2 separate regions of the Homo sapiens genome follow, and region 2 is linked to region 1. Evidence: chromatin loops called from intact Hi-C (ENCODE). Cell type or tissue: PC-3. All regions are shown on one strand. Links, peaks and the distances in the headings refer to the core of each region. The heading gives the core; the rest is flanking DNA. Region 1 overlaps ATXN1 (ataxin 1). Region 2 overlaps ATXN1 (ataxin 1).

Evidence for each region. A loop is a pair of places that touch in the nucleus more often than their neighbours do. Peaks named below come from ENCODE experiments on the same cell type or tissue, not always from the same donor. Only the 100,000 strongest peaks of a DNase experiment are listed, where the experiment ranks them.
Region 2: it touches region 1 in a loop (3-fold over the local background); 1 of 110 quality-filtered maps calls a loop at or near these places.

Annotation. Positions count from the first base shown.
Region 1 is chr6:16,574,421-16,579,802 of GRCh38, reverse strand. All of the region lies in intron 4 of ATXN1 (ataxin 1), which reads left to right. Among named protein-coding and RNA genes, the nearest start is that of ATXN1-AS1, 180 kb to the left of the region's middle. In PC-3, for the core only: no CTCF peak of the experiment used is centred there; a DNase peak (open chromatin) is centred at 2,672; H3K4me3 peaks cover 470 bases; H3K27ac peaks cover 587 bases.
Region 2 is chr6:16,432,180-16,437,561 of GRCh38, reverse strand. The region is part of intron 6 of ATXN1 (ataxin 1); the gene reads left to right. Among named protein-coding and RNA genes, the nearest start is that of GMPR, 200 kb to the right of the region's middle. RefSeq lists an enhancer at 4,933-4,992. In PC-3, for the core only: no CTCF peak of the experiment used is centred there; no DNase peak of the experiment used is centred there.

The sequences.
Region 1 (5,382 bases), core at 125-5,124:
CCTGAGAACATTGCCTGGCCTGGCACATAGTCAATGCTCAATAAACATTTCTTGCTACTGTATCTACTGTGTTCTGTTCCCCCTCTGTTCAACACCCTGTATTTTTTCCTGGTGGAGATTTTCCTGAGTACCTAAACAAATAAACATAGCCAAACAAAACAAGAATTCAGTGCTGATGCCGTGTGCTTTAGAAGCTGGGTCTGTGCTTGACTTGACTGACGGAGATGTGATACTCTGAGTGTGTCTGCAGATAAAGCCAAATTCAAAATTCAAGTGAAACGCCCTTGGACTTGGGAATGAATCGGCGGGTGGGGGGGGGGGGCTTTGACCAAGGTACTCAGTGACCCTGTGCTTCCAAGTTCTCCATCTGTAACATGAGTGGTTTGCTCTCAGAGGTTTCTTCCACCTCTAAAAATTACCATCATTTTGCAACCTTGATGCTTTAAGACTTTGAAGTCCCTGTGGAAAAGAACCTATGAAAAGCGGTCACTGTTTCTGTTTTCCCCGTGCATTTTAGTGGCTGCATAGAGTGTTTTTTGGTGTGTGTCTTCCATCTTGCTCAGGTGGAGCTAATGACCTCCTTCTCCAGGATAGACAATAAAACAAACCAAAACAAAAACACTCTGTTCATGCACAAAGGCAACCCTCTTCCAGATGCTTAACCCCTTAAATGAGTATTTCGATGACACAGAGGGATCATCACTTCACTTGCCACTGAAATACAGCCATCTCTGGAGTGAAATTTGGCAGCTGGGAAGTAGTCAAGCTGCAGTACTTATATGACAGTTTGGGGAAAAGGAGTGAGACAGAAATAGCAGATTCCAAAATAATCCCATTAAAACAGCAGGGAAAGTGGAATTGGGCAATAAGATGGGAGGATGGTTTGCCCCAAAGTCTGACTGTCCTGTTTAGACAATGCGGACTTCAGCCCCAGAAGCTCTAACTTGTGTCACTGCTGGAATATAGTGACCACAGTCAAGAATCCCCTACACACACCCCAAAAAGGGGGGCTTATCTAATGTCCCATTGATCTATCGTCTTGTGATTTTTTTTTTTTTCTCTTTTTCCTGCTACTCTAGTTATCAGGCTGTGCTGGCACATAAATGGATCTGTCTTTTTAAAGCTACCTCTTCCTTTTGCCCCCTGCATAAGATAGTGTTGTAGGTAAGCATGTTATAACATCAGAAAGTACTCAGCTGAGAAGGAGTGATGTTAAAGCACCCTTTGGGCTGGCTCTGGAAGGATGAACTGACTGACCAGAAAGGAAAACTCTTCTGTTTAATTCCAGGATCTTGGGAATAACAGTGACAGAGAAAGAAGATTCGAGAAGTAGATGTGGTTGAGTACAAATGTAGAACTCTTCAGATTTTCTGGAATGGGGTAGCCATTGTGATAAATATTAGGATATGAGCGTGGAAGTCGTAGTGGATAAATTTGAAAGCTACTCAGCAATATGTGCAGCAACAGTTTTTAAAAAGCAAAAGGAAGATTTGTCAACATAGTTAGAAATCCTCAGATCCTCAGATAATGGAACATCATATCTCTCAAAAGGAAGATTCCAGGGAATAAAGAAAGCAGATGATAAGGGAACCTGGGCATTTTAGTTTAACCAGAAAATAGAACGTTACCAAAAAATTTAGAGATTAAAGAGTCAGTTTCATTTAGAAGCACATAAAATGTTTATGTAATGAGCAGAATTTATAGAGTCTACTATTATAAAATAGAACCAAAAATGAATTCAAGAAAAATGTAATAAAATTAATGTAGTGGGAGAAAATGAAATACAATATCAGAAATTCTAGTTTTGAATCTCAGTTCTGCAACTTATCAGCTTTGTGACCTTAGGGAAATCACTCAAAATCTGAGGGTTTTTTCCGCATCTCTATAAAATAGAAATAATTATAATATCTGTCTCACAGGGGTATTGTGATGATCAAATGAGATAATGCATTGAAAATGTTTTGTAAATTGTAGAGCCCTCTACATATGCTATTTCTATAACTCTGCAATTTCTTATGGCATGGAGTGAGCTCTCAGAGACAGTAATCACATGTGGAAATAGCTTAGAGAAGCAGTCATATCAGAGGCAAAATCTATTGTATAAAAATTTAAAAATTCATATGAATTATTTTTTCTGCTTCTCATTTTTCTGGCTCAGAAATTCTTCTATGTTTACAGAATTTTTCCAAAAATATTCTGGTAAGCCCTGTAACAGAATTGTCCACTCTCTGTTAAGCGGTAAACCACATGATTTTTTTTCCTTTTTTTTTTTTTTTTTTGAGACAGAGTCTTGCTCTGTTGCCCAAGCTGGAGTGCAATGGCACGATCTCGGCTCACTGCAACCTCTGCCTCCCAGGTTCAAGCAATCCTTTTGCCTCAGCTTCCCAAGTAGCTGGGACTACAGGTGTGCGCCACTGCACCTGGCTAATTTTTGTATTTTTAGTAGAGATGGGGTTTCACTATGTTGGCTAGGCTGGTCTCGAACTCCTGGCCTCAGGTGATCCACCCTCCTCGGCCTCCCAAAGGGCTGGGATTGCAGGCATGAGCCACCGTGCCCGGCCAAACCACAAGATTTTATAGTAAATATTGCCTGTGAGTAAACCTTGAATAACAACATTAAAGCAGAAGACTGCTATCTTGTGTCATTTGATAATCCTAATTTAGGGAGGTCTGGGCAGAGAAAAGCGGGGTGTGTCTGTGGTCTGGGGACAAGAGTAATGTAAGTAGCATGCCACATGATGAAGACTGAAACGGAGACAGTGAAGCACGGTAAATCTTTACTGAGTGTGGGCTGGTGTGCTGAAGTTCCCTTTATGCATCAGCCCATCTGTCTCATTAGCTTCTCTCTTAATCACAGGCTCCATGAAGTGTCTACTTGTCTTTTTTTAGCTTTTTATGTCAATCTCCTATAAAAGCAAAAGGAAGTCAACTGGCCTTTATGCTGTTTGTGTATACTCCATGCATGCTCGGGGTGGGGCCAGCTGTATTTATAAATGCATGCTAACATGGGGGTTACTCTGTGTGCATAAGAGCTTATTTGTATGTGCATTCATGAATATGTGTACATTTGGGCAGATACACAAAGACACAACACATATGTGCCTCTGCTGTATGCTCTCTTACATGGAAAAGACACATTGACATTAATTAGAAAAGGTGATATGAAACAGTGAAAGTAAAATTCCTTTCGGCAGTATTTACTATTGTAATTAAAGTGCATGATGTAACATTATATGTGCAGGAGAATTTGCTTATTCATCCTTTAGAACAATAGTAGGAGTTACATATTAACAGGTTTAAGTGTCAATAAGTGTCTGAATACAGATTCTCTATTGTGTGCAGTTCTTGTAATAAGGCAGTGTATTTTCCTTGTGTCTTTGCTTGCTTGGAATTGAAAATGCTTTGGATGAAGAATGTTGCAGAGTGTAATTTGTGGCAGAAAATATGCCCCCACTGTTTGTTTATTATTCCTGAGGACATTTGCTGGGCTGAACTATCATATGTAGAAAAGAACAGCTTTGTTTGGAAAATACTGTAAGAGCAGTACAAGAAAATTGAATTAAGTAAAGAGACTTAGGGAGTCCATCTTTCTCTGATGATATTCCTTATTTGCTCTTCATTATTCCCTGTGAAGGAATAAAAACGATGAAATTGGATTTGAAGACTGGATTAAGACAAATGACTTTTCAGATTTTTTTTTTTTTACCTTAGCTGTTTCCAATTTTCCTAGAAAAGCACATAGTCACTATATAAAGAGTCTGAGTTTATTGCATTAAATCTTCCTAAATAGTGTGCCCTTGAGGTTTGATGTGGGGAATTAGTTTAGAAGATTCAGGGGCTTGGAGTACCTGCTAACTGTGTGATGGCGTGTGTCTCTAGAAATTTTATATGCCCATTGATTTTTATAGAGCAAGCAGTACAATAGAAGGGAAGCAGGATGCTGCTTGGTCTTAAGGAAGTCTTTCCTGCCTACCAATTGCCACACCCCTTTTTCTCCAGGTAGAGTTGACTATGTTTTCTTCTGGGCCATTGCTGTACTTGCCTAATACTTTTAATAAGGACTTGCAAATGTGCCTGTAGGTCTCTTCTAACTAGGCTGTAAACCACTCGGACAGAGGAATTGTTTTATTTCTTGTAACTCTAACACCTAACACAAGGCCCTCAAGATAACCTGTCAAATGAATGAACAGATGAGCTGAATACCCGCTGTGTGCCTGTTCTTGTCTTAAGACATGAGGGACAACCTGTAACACAGGACACAATGTGGCTGTGTCTGCTCTGAAATGGTAGAATATCTAGCTACAGCTTAGAATAACTGGGTAAGGAAATAAATGCTGGATTATAACCCAAAGAATAAAATATCCAACGAGTCCAATGAATAAATAAATAAGGGAAAAGGAATGACTCTTCCCTGCAGCAGAATTTCAGTTAATAAACAAACGAGGAAGGAAGCAGTATGAAAACATCATTAGAACTCATAGTAAGAATTGCCACGAGAAAGTCCCACCGATGGATGCATTAGATGGGCAGATGTGGATTAGATGGATTAGAATGAGCGGGCAAAAGTATATGCAGAAACAGGAAATTCGTAGAATTTTAAAATATCCCTACCCCAAACATTTAGTAATTACAAGGAGAAAAATAAAAGTTTACGGTGAAGAATCCTGGCAGACATCACCTTAACTGAGTGATCAAGGTTAATGTCACCAGTGATACATATTGACATCGTGTGTCCCACTGAGAAGGGCGTGTCATCTCTGATATCCTCCCTGAAAAGGCATAATCTCACTCTAATCAAGAAAAAAATAGCAAACTCAAATGGAAGGACATTCGAAAAAATAACTGACCCCTCCCCTTAAAATTGTCAAGGTCTTTAAGGATAAGGAAGGATTCAGGAACTGTCACAGATTAGCAGAAACTAAGAAATATGACCACATAAAATTCTAAGTATGATCCTGAAACAGGAAAAAAAAAAAAAAAGCCTGTTTGGTGCAAAAACTGGTGAAATCCTAATACACCCTACGGTTTGTTGAGTAGTCGTGACCCAGGTTAACTTTCTAGTTTTGATCGTGGTTCTATGGCTTTGTAAGCTGTTAATATAGGGGGAAACTGGGTGGAAGGTACAAGGGAGCTCTGTACTATTTTTGCCGCTTTCTGTAAATCTAAAATTATCTTCAAAAAAACCTAGTTGACACTTAGGTAGGCCGAGGTGGGCAGATCACTTGAGGTCAGGAGATCGAGACCAGACTGGCCAACATGGTGAAACCCCATCTCTACTGAAAATACAAAAATTAGGCCGGGTGCGGTGGCTCATGCCTGTAATCCCAACACTTTGGGAGGCCGAGGCGGGCGGATCACCTGAGGTCGGGAGTTCGAGACCAC
Region 2 (5,382 bases), core at 276-5,275, 140 kb after region 1:
GTTATAAGTTGTCCTTTTAATTCCCAGCCACCTCTGGCCTCTGCTTACCATGGCCCTGCCTTCTGACTTGCTGTTTGCTCAGCTCCTTAGTGCATGGGAAGAGCAGAAACATCAGGGGAAGAGCGCTGAGATCTGCTGTGCACCTGTGCCGCACAGCCCTTCCCATGTAGACATGTGTAGCTTTTGGGTTTGCCAGTGGATGGAACTTATCCGCATCAAGTAGCCTTCCACGGGGGTGGTGCTGATACGCACTCCCACCCACAGCCGATACAGCCTAATCACAAGTGGAACAATCAGAGTGGAAAGTAGCGGAAAGTAGCAGCCTCTGGTTTCCAAATGTGAGAGAGCCTCAGGGCTCAGTCCTCAAACCTGGTCTGTTTTTTGTTGATGCCTTCAAACCATCTCAAAACTGACACCTTCTCCAGCCTGGGCCTTTTCTTTGAACCTCAGGCTTGCATATCCCACTGTCTCTTAACTGCCTTCAGTGGGATGAACTCTTGATATTCTACCCCAACCTGCTTCTCCCACTGCCTTCCCATCTCCTTCCAGTTACTCAGGCCACAGTTGTTGACGTTGTCCTTGATGCCTCTTTTTCTCCTACACAATTCTGCTGGTCCACGGTGCCACCATCTCTTGGCTGGAGTTCATCAGTAACCTCCTGAGTAGTCTCTCTGCTTCTTCTCAGAATATCTCCTCCATGCAACAGCCAGCATGAACTGGTGAAAATGTAGTCCAGACCCTGTACCTCCTCTGATCAAAACCCTCCAGTGCCTCTCAGCTCACTCAGAGTAAGGACCTCAGACTTTATTGTGGCTCAAAGAACTTGTCACCCCCACCCTCTGACTTCATTTCCTGCTCCCCACCCCCTTTACTCAGTGCCAGGAACACCACCTCGATGGTGTTCCTCCAACACACCACACAGGAGCCCACCCCAGGACCTTGGTACCTTCTGTTCTTTCTGTCAGGAAGGCTCTTCCCCCAGTCACCACATTGCTTTCTATTTCCCTTTCTTCAGGCTTTTCCCCAAAAGTTACTGTCTCTGTGAGGTCTTTTTTGACTGACAAGCTTGAAAAAATGGTCACCAGACCACCACCCTAGCCCCCTTTTCTGCTTAACTTTTTAGCATCTATCACCATTTAATGGAAAATACTTCATTATAAATCTTTTATTTCCATGAGGATAGGTAATTATTTGTTGTTGGGGGTGTCTTTGTCAGCATCTAGTACAGTGCCTGGCAGATGGATGCTCAATAAATATTGATTTAATGGGTTATGAGGGTGTTAATATAAAATTAGCATTTATTCAGCAACTACTATGAGTCAGCCACTGGGCTAAGTGGCTTACATGTTAAGAACCTCACAGAAGGCCAGGTGTGGTGGCTCACGCCTGTAATCCCAGCACTTTGGGAGGCTGAAGCAGGCAGATCACCTGAGGTCAGGAGTTTGAGTCCAGGCTGGCCAACGTGGTGAAACCCCATCTCTACTAAAAATACAAAAATTAGCCAGTTGTGGTGGCAGGCGCCTGTAGTCCCAGCCACTCAGGAGGCTAAGGCAGGAGAATAGCTGGAACCCGGGAGGTGGAGATTGCAGTGAGCCAAGATTGCACCACTGCACTCCAGCCTGGGTGACAGAGTGAGACTCTGTCTCCAAAAAAAAAAGAAAAAGAAAAAGAACCTCACAGCAACCTAGTAGGTGAGCACTGTTACTCTTGTTTTACAGGTGAGAAAATTGAGCCCTAGAGAAATAAAGTAACTTGCTTCAGGTCTCATGGTTAAGGGGAACCTGGGCCCTAACAGTCCACTTCCTGTACCTTCAACCACGGCTCTACCGCCTCCGCTAGGAGATGGCCCGAGGACATTCCTTAGCTGGCTTCAGCTTGCTCTTTTTCCCCTGCGGTCCACCCCTGTCTCCTGCTTGGTCATCAGTGATTTCCATGCCATCCCATGTCATTGGACCAGTTGTGTGTTTTTAATAGGAGTTCTCATCTCACTTTCTCCACAGCTTTGCCAATTCTGCTCTCCCCCTCCTGTCTAAATACCTTCCTCCCTTGGCTTCCTGAACACCACTGTCTTCGGGTGCCATCATCCCTTTCTGGCCCCTCCTTCCTAAGTCTTCAGGTGTTCCCTTTCTACCTGCTTTCTACGCCTCTAAGTGTTGGAGTTCCTCATGGCTTAGTCTCTAGACCACTTTGCTTCTCCACTTAAGTGTTCTGCTAGATGATCTCATCCAAACTCACAGTGCCTTGATGGATCCATGACTCCTGCATCCATGTTTCTAGGCCAGACCTCTCATCATCTTCGGGCCTGTGTCTCCAGCTACCTACTCTGCACCTCCTTTGGGGTATCACAATGTCACCTGAACTCAGCACGTTCAAAGTCAAAGTTATAACAATCACCATCCCACCAAACCTCATCTACCCAAGAATTCCCCATCTCAGCCATTGGCATCATCTAGTTACCCAAGACAGATGCCTAAAAGTCCTCCTTGAAGCATTTCTGTCCCTCTTCCTCTGCATCTAATGTGTCACCAAGTCCTACTGATGCAATCTCCTCAGTGTCTTTCGAATGCACTCTCTCTCTTCCGGCCCACTATCACCATTCTAGTCCTAAAACCTACCTTCTTTCTAGGAGCCACAGCTTCTCTGGAGTTTTTACACCTCTTCCAACTGTTCCCATCACCCCGTTCTTTTCTTTGACAACATTTTTTACATATAAAAATAGGTATTTATGTGATTATATCATGAATGTCTTTTCTCCCCAACTAAGAAGCACTATGAGAGCAGGGAGCTTCCTGTTTCTCCCCGTTCAATCCTCAGCTCCTAGCAGCACAGTGCCTGGTGTATAGCAGATTCTCCATCAGTATTTGATTTGTTGAGTGAAAAACTTAGATGTATTAAATGACAAACTGAGATCAAGGGAGAATGAAGAATCAATCAGAAGCAGATAGAAAATTATGCTGTGTGGTATGGCAACATCATGAATGGACTGTTACCGATAATACACACTGAGTCATCAAAGAAACATTAACATGTATTCTCTATTTTAAAAGGGAGGTACATAAATATAGAACCAAATAAACAGATCTCAGGAACATTTCCATTCAGTAAGCAAAGTTTTAGAAGGGAAAGAGAAATTAAGTTCACATCATTTCCCAATAACACAGATGAATGTTTTCCATCCAATTCTGAGGACAAAGATAGCACCTCCTCGCCCATCCATGCCAACGGAGGCTGAGGTAGCACAGATAATTGAAATTACAGTGAAGAAGGAAAGGGGTTGATTGATTTGCATGCCATCTCTTTTCTTTAATAGTGGAGGAATTGCCAAAAAAGGCTAAAAATGGGCAACAGGAAAAGGGAGAAACAGTAAGAATCTTGGATAATCTTCCACTAGATAATTAAGACTTAACTGGGTCTGTTTTGATGTGTGCACATGTTTCTGTACATGGAGAAGGATGAACCCACAAATATTATAAATGCCAATTTCCGAAGGCTTTTGGAAAATGTAACCCATAGCATATGGTGTCAAATTAATTTGGGGTTTTACTTGTTTCAGTCTGATTTGGGCACATTGAATTATGAGATAATAGTTTGGCATCCATGTTTGCTGAGTGCTTGTTGTAAGTTTCTCAATTTCACAAAAATTCTCTGAGGTTAGAGGACGCGTCGTGACCCTCGTTTGGCAGGTGAGGAGGTAGCGGCACAGAGCCGATCCGTGGCTCGCCTGAGCTCCGGCAGGAACTCCTGGGCGGAGCTGCTGAGACCCAGGTCTGCAGACTGTCACTCTGGCTTCACTATTTCTGGCCTTCCTTTGAGCACTTTTCTTACTTTTGTTCTGTTTCATGCACTTAATGCACCTGTTTCATCATGCTGCCTGTCACAGTTAAAGGAATTTAAAACAGAATGGATCGTATTTGACAGTAAGGAGCTGTACAGCTGAATTCCATCAAGACAATGTGCTTGTAGCCCCAACGGCATTAAAACTTTCAAATGATGCTTTATCACAACTTCCTCTGGGCTGCACGTGACAAAGGGGTGCTTAACCAGGAGGGACATCTCTCTTTGCTTGTAGGGGCAGGTTGCTGTTTTTTGCCCACCTCTAAAATCTCCTTGGAGCACTCAGTTCTTCTTATCCTCCTTAAAGCCAACAACTATAAAATTTAATTTAATGTTGAACAGCTGTTTCTGTTGCGGTCCAGGTGAAATTTGAGGTATCAGCTAATTGTGCTAAAGTTCCCAAAAAGAAGTATTCAGAAGGTGTGGATCACCAATTACCTCTTGGCAGAGCTGTGAACTAATAACTAGTAGCAGTAGATAATGTACTCAGATGCCACATGAAATGCAAAAGATTCTATGCTTTATTCCATAAAGCATGGCTATAGGACATTGTCTACTATGTAACTAATATTTAAATATTTATAGATTTTTAAAAGATTTCTTCAACCTTCTTTTCTCACCCTGTTTCTAGATCTGATGCACAAAGGAAAATAATAATACAAAACCCATAACCTATTCATTGTATTGTTGCGGTAGATCGAGCTACATGCTGCACAGCAAAAGACCTTCTTTGCACTTCTTTCAAGCAGAATTATTGCTGTATATTCACTCTGAACTGAGAGGTGAGGATTGAACTGTGTAGTGCCTCAGAAAATATCAAGAGTTTTAAAACATTAGTTTTGAGAGATTGAAATACATAGAAACTTGGAATGTTTGAATGTCAGCCCAGACATTGGCAGGCTTCCATGCAGATTTCATTGTGAGTAAAATGTGTACTCAGTGGCTGGGTTCAAGCCCTTCATAGTTTATAAGCAAATGTCTCTGCTTCTTCTAGATCATTGCAAAAAAAAAAAAGAAGAAGAAGAAGAGAAGAAAAGAAAAAAGAAATAGGTTAAGCAAATTTTGTGGTGGTGCTTATGTGTGCACAGACATGCATGAGGCCTCCGCATCTTCCAAACTTGGAAAGCATATTTTAACAGCACAAATATATCTACATGTTTGATCTACATCAGAGCCTCTTTTTTTCCCTCTTCCTTGCATGCTTTTAAATTATATAGTTTAAATGTTTTAACTATTAAATCTGTTTGGTCTTCAAGCTGTAAACATCACACACAGCTAATAAGCTTTAGGAAAGAAAAGGAAATTGACATTTAGTATAGAGGTTCTACAAAACCAATGAAAACCATGCAAATGAGCTATGGAACAGAGAGATTTGCATATCCTCGTTGATTTCATGATGATATTCTCAGCATGAGCCTGGCAGCCTTGCCTTTTTACCTCTTGGGATGATGCATGTACTGGTGGTAGAGCCCTGCAGGGTCAATTTAACGAGTGTAACATTGTGATTTTCCATGCGGTTTCTCAGAACCACTGAGCAAAATGCAGCAA